Regions from separate parts of the Homo sapiens genome. Here region 2 is linked to region 1. The links are chromatin loops, found by intact Hi-C in ENCODE. Cell type or tissue: B cell. All regions are shown on one strand. Each heading gives the region's core, and the rest is flanking DNA. Links, peaks and the distances in the headings are about the cores only. Region 1 has its middle 64 kb from the start of MIR4539. Region 2 has its middle 7.5 kb from the start of MIR4539.

Region 1 (2,908 bases), core at 252-2,751:
AGATACTAACATGAGAAAAACAAACAAAAGTTTACTAACATGTGCATTATGCCTCTATGTGGGAGCCGTCAGAGATGAGGAATTCAAAGGGGCGGTTGGAACGTGAGCTTACGGAGCATCTTAGCAAATGGGCAATCATTTTTACAGAATTGGCAAGACAAAGGAAAGGGGCTTTCAACCTGTAGGGCAGCAAATTCTGGGAAGTAAATATATAGGGGAAGCTAACAGAAGATAGCTTGCTAGTTTGTTGTGTAGATTCCTCTAGTGCCTTCTCTGGGCTGATAAGCATCTAGAGTTGTCTCCAAGGACTAAGAATCCTCTGCTTTTCCTGGTAGAAAGGGAGTGGGCAGGGATTTTTTTCTTGGGTATGCTTCTTTTTAATTGTCTTCGGCTCAAAATTATTCTTGTTTGAAAGTGGCATATTCTGCTACTCTTCACTCTGCCGGAGCCAGCTCTGGAGTCCTCAGTGTCCCAGGGGCTCTTGCACTGAGCCCAGATCTGTGTCAGCAAGGTGTCCTTCCATTAAATCCTGCCTAAATGACTTAGTTGGAGGTGCAAACCCACAGAGCATTGCTGGAGGCATGTGGGAGAGTGGCTGTCAGGTGTTGTCTTTGTCCATTAAGTTGCTATAAGGGAATTCCTGAAGCTGGGTAATTTATAAAGAAAAGAGGTTTATTTGGCTCATGGTTCTGCAGGCTGTACAAGAACCATGGTATGTGCAGAGATCACATGGGGAGAGAGGAAGCAAGAAAGAGGGGAGATGCCAGGCTCCTTTCACCAGCCAGCTCTAGCAGGAATAAGAGTGAGAACTCACCCTCAAAGGAGAGCATTTTGGGATCTGCACCCAAAATCCAAACACCTTCTACCAGGCTCCACCTCCAACACTGGGGGTCGAATTTCAACATGAAGTCTTGGGGGACAAACATCCAACTATAGCAAGGGTCCTGCAGGGACTCTCTCCCTCCCACTTAACTTCAAGCTTGAGTGGGTGATAGAATTTGGTGTTTGGTCCTGACAGGATTTGCACTGCCCAAGTCTGCAGCTACAGCTTTAGAATTGGAAGGCCCCCTTCACCTCCAGGGTGTCTTGTGACCAGAGCACCACCGGTGCCCACTAAGGCCTGCCCCTGCAGCCTGGTCACATGGGGTGGAGGTAGAGTCAGGATCTTGATTGGCAGGCAGCTCCACCCAGAGGAGCAACCTCCTGACTCCCACTGCCCCCCACCTCCCACAATGGCATACCAGCACCCATGGCAGAGGCCACGAAGACACCTAGGGACACTTCTGGGTCAGAAGGGGTGCCACTGACGGGGTGAGCTCCGTGTCTGTAGCAGGTAGAGGCACTGAGATTTATAACAGAATGAACTGAGTTTTTGGCAAGTGCGGGAAGACTGTCCACATAAGTCCTTGAGAACTTGGGAAGCAGAATGAGCAGATAAAAAGAGGAAGCTCAGGTGTTTATGCTCTTGGTCCGCTGAATTAAATAAGCTATGATGAAGCTGCTGCTGCTTCCAGGGCTGAAGTACATGCCACGGGCAGTGACCCCATAGCAGGGCCACTGTGCACTTCACATGCCCTGAGGACAGGCTCTCCCGTCACACTGCTACTGTTACTGGGTGGGGCAAAGGATCATCCCATCCTGCCCACCACAGCCAGCACCTATGTGAGCCACTGGAGCCTGGGGAAATTCATCACCACTATATTGGCCTTACAAGAAATGCTTAAGGGAGTTCTATACTTGGAAGCAAAAGGATGATCTCTACCATCGTGAAAACACATAAATGTATAAAACTTACAGCCGCACGGCAAATACAAAAAAAGAGGAAGAGAAAAGACACAAATGTTACCACTACAGGAACCACCAAGCCACAATGATAAACAATAAGAGAGAAAGAAAGGAACACAGGATAGACAAAACAACAAGAAAACAACCAACAAAATGGCAGAAATAAGTCCCCACGTATCAATAATAACCTTGAATGTAAACAGATAGAATTTTCCACTTAAAAGATATATACTGGCTGAAAGGAAAAAACCCAAAGACTCCACCAAAAACTCTTAGGTCTGATAAATAAATTTAGTAAAGTTGCAAGATACAAATCAATATATGAAAGTCAGTAGTATTTCTATACCCTGATAATGAACTAGCTGAAAAAGAAACCAAGAAGGCAATCCCATGTACAATAGCTACAAAAATCCATATAAATAAATTTCACCAAGGAGGTGAAAGACTTCTGCAAGGAAAACTACAAGGCACTGATGAAAGAAATTGAAGAGGACACAAACAAATGGAAAGACCTTCCATGCTCATGAATTGGGAGAATTAATATTGTTAAAATGACCATACTATCCAAAGCAATCTACAGATTCAATGTAATCGCTATTAAAATATCAATGTCATTTTTTCAAAGAAATGGAAAAACAATCCCAAAATTATTATGAAACCAAAAAAGAGCTTGTATAGCCAAAGCAACCCTTAGGAAAAAGAATAAAGCTGGAAGCATCATACTACCTGACTTCAAAATATATCATGAGGATATAGGAAACAAAACAGCATGACATTGGTATAAAAATAGACACAGACCAATGGAACAGAATTGAGAACCTAGAAACAAAACAACCACATATTTATAGCCTACTGATTTTCAATGAAAGTGCTGGGAAAGGACAGCCTCTTCAATAAATGATGCTAGGAAAACTGGATATTCATATGCAGAAGAATAAAACTAGGTCCCAATCTCTCACTGAATTAAAAAAACAACTAAAATGTATTAAAGACTTAAACATAAGACTAAAAATTATAAAACTACTAGAAGAAAACATAGGGAAAACACTACAGGACATTGTCATAAGCAAATATTTTATGGCTAACACCTCAAAATGACTGGCAACAGAAACAGAAATAGACA
Region 2 (2,908 bases), core at 154-2,653, 56 kb after region 1:
CCCCAGGAATTTCATGGGAAGCTGACAAGGATTTTGTGAATTGTAAAACAGAAGAAACAATGCCAATTGGATGGAAGGGAAAGAAGACCAGAAAAAATGAAGGAAGGGTGACTTTGAGATCAGAGCCAAAGATGAGGAGGCTGTGGGGGCTCTGGCCACCATGGGCGAAGAGCATGGGGTCACCCCAGTGGGCCTGGAAGATGGAGCACGGACCCAGGAGGATGAGCCTTGAGCCTTAAATCTAATGCAGCTTTCCCTGCTGGGTTTGGGCTTGCTTGGGACCCATGGCTCCTCTCTCCCTTTCTATGTATCCCTTTTAGAATAGGAATGTCCATCCTATGCCTGCCCCATCATTGTACTTTGGAAGCAGATAACTTCTTGTCAAGTTACAAAGGTCCACAGATGGAGAGGAATTTCACCCAGAATGAATCTCACCCTGGGTTTCTCCCACACTTGATGCAGGTGATATTTCGCTGAGATTGTGGACTAAGAGTTGGTGCTGGAAGGGGTCAGCCGTTCTGGAGATGTTGCTATGGGATGCAGGGATTTTGCCTGTGAGAAGGACATGATTATGGGGGGAACGGAGGGCAAACTGTCATGGGTTAAAATGTGTCCCCTGTAAATTAATGTGTCGAAGTCCTAACCCCCAGGACCACAGAATGTGACCTTGTCTGGAAACAGTCTTTGCAGCTGCAATCAAGTTCAGATGAGGTCACCCTGGAGTAGGGCAAGCCTCTGATCCAATATGACTGCTGTCCTCATGAAAAGGGGGAATCTGGGCACAGACAGCACGTGTGGAGAACGCCCTGTGAAGATGGTGCTGCTTCCATAAGCCAAGAGCACCAGAGACGGCCGGCAAAGCCCAGCAGCAGGGAGAGAGCCTGGAACAGAGTCTCCCGTGACACAGAGGAGCCAGCCCCGCCAAGGCCTCCATCCCAGATGCCCGGCCTCCAGAACCAGGACGGAATAAACGTCTGTTGTTTAAGCCACGCAGTCTGGGGTGCAGTGTTGCCAGGGCCACAGTTAACGGATACGAGTGTTGTCCTGAGCTGCCAGCCCCACAGGCTGCACGAGGCCTCCCTGCCCCAGCCCAGTGCAGACTCCCCAGCCCCCTGGGTGTGCCCTGGGCAGTGTGGGGCTCCTCACTCCATCCTCCCCCAGGCTGGGAGGTTGAGCCTGTGATGAGCTACATGGGGTGAAGCTGGAGCGAGAGGCTGGGAGGCGACTCGGAGCCCACGGTTGGAGGATGGATTTCCCCAGGGACCCACACGTGCACCTCCACCTGTCTCCTGGACATTGTCTCTGAGGGCAGGGCTGGTGCCAGCTCAGGGATCCAGCAGGGACAGAAGGGCGGGCCGGGTCCATGTGGAGAGCACATTTAGTGGGAGGGACACAACTTGTACCCAGCAGCCCCCAGATACCCATGACAGCTGGCTCAGAGCAAGTGCCAGGCTGCTCCTCAGAACCTGAAATGTCCTCCTTCTGGGCCCCCAGCTTATGAGCCCTCCCAAGACGCCATCCTGGATGCTTCCTCTAGGACACTTCTATGGCCTTGGGGTCTGCCCAGTCCTTCCAGCCTGGTCCTCTCCCCCCAGCCACCTGCCTCCACCCTGGTCTCACAGCCACTGCTGTCCTTGACTTTGCCATGGACTGTGGGTCACCCCTGGGTGACTGCACCATGGCCAAGTGAGCCTCCTGGCATGAGCCCCCAACTTTGGCTTGGCTGCCATCTCTGAAAAAATCCCCTGCTCTTTGATCCTGCTCCCACCTACCTGGGGAGTCATTTTTCGGCACTGCCCCAAGCCTGGCCACCACCTGCCCATCTTCAGGGTGATGGCAGAGACTTGTCCTCCCCACTATGCATTCCCTAACGGCTTCTAAGGACGACATGGTCACGCCCCCCATCCTCATCCACAAGGGGATGGCACTGGGAGCCCTAGCATCTGGGCAATGATGAGGACCTCGTGACGGGCTTAGTGCCTGTATGAGAGAGACCCTCGTGACGGGCTTAGTGCCTGTATGAGAGAGACCCTCGTGACGGGCTTAGTGCCTGTATGAGAGAGACCCTCGTGACGGGCTTAGTGCCTGTATGAGAGAGACCCTCGTGACGGGCTTAGTGCCTGTATGAGAGAGACCCTCGTGACGGGCTTAGTGCCTGTATGAGAGAGACCCTCGTGACGGGCTTAGTGCCTGTATGAGAGAGACCCTCGTGACGGGCTTAGTGCCTGTATGAGAGAGACCCTCGTGACGGGCTTAGTGCCTGTATGAGAGAGACCCTCGTGACGGGCTTAGTGCCTGTATGACAGAGACCCTGAGAGCTCCTTCACCATCTTCGGCTGCGCGAGGATGCAGTGAGGAGGCGCGTCTCTGAGCTGGGAATTGGCCCTCGCCAGACGTTGAAGTTGCCGGCGCCTTGATCTTAGACTTTCAGCCTCCAGCGCTGTGGGAGGCAAATGTCTGTTGCTCAAGCTTTGCAGCCGATAGTGTTTTGTGATAGCTGCCCAATTAGACTAAGACACTCGTTCACCTGAAACTTTTGCTCCAACTTCCACTCCCCTGCCACGGGCGCGACTGCTACCCCACCCCTGTGCTCCTGTGGAGTGCAAGGCCCCCACACTGTGCAGACAGGCCCACATGCTCTCGAGGGCTCAGCCTGCACCTCCTGGATCCCGGTGAGGCCCACATGCTCTCGAGGGCTCAGCCTGCACCTCCTGGATCCCGGTGGCGTGCACCACACATCATGAAGGTTTGGGGCAAGGCCAAGAACTGTCTGGGCTTGCTGGGAAGGGTGGCAAGGTGACCCGGGCAGTTGTAGGCATGTGGAGCACACACAGAGGCCCCCGAGGCCTGAGCCCCAGTCTCTCAATTCAGGCTGTGCTTGGAGGACCAGGCCTGGAACCCTCTCCTG

Evidence for each region. Hi-C counts contacts between places; a loop is a spot of excess contacts. Peaks named below come from ENCODE experiments on the same cell type or tissue, not always from the same donor. Only the 100,000 strongest peaks of a DNase experiment are listed, where the experiment ranks them.
Region 2: a loop joins it to region 1, with 3.0 times the contacts of the local background. A loop is called at or near these places in 3 of 110 quality-filtered maps.

Annotation. Positions count from the first base shown.
Region 1 is chr14:105,792,197-105,795,104 of GRCh38, forward strand. It overlaps IGH. Among named protein-coding and RNA genes, the nearest start is that of MIR4539, 64 kb to the right of the region's middle. In B cell, for the core only: no CTCF peak of the experiment used is centred there; a DNase peak (open chromatin) is centred at 1,545; H3K27ac peaks cover 527 bases.
Region 2 is chr14:105,848,574-105,851,481 of GRCh38, forward strand. It overlaps IGH. Among named protein-coding and RNA genes, the nearest start is that of MIR4539, 7.5 kb to the right of the region's middle. In B cell, for the core only: no CTCF peak of the experiment used is centred there; a DNase peak (open chromatin) is centred at 1,518; H3K27ac peaks cover 876 bases.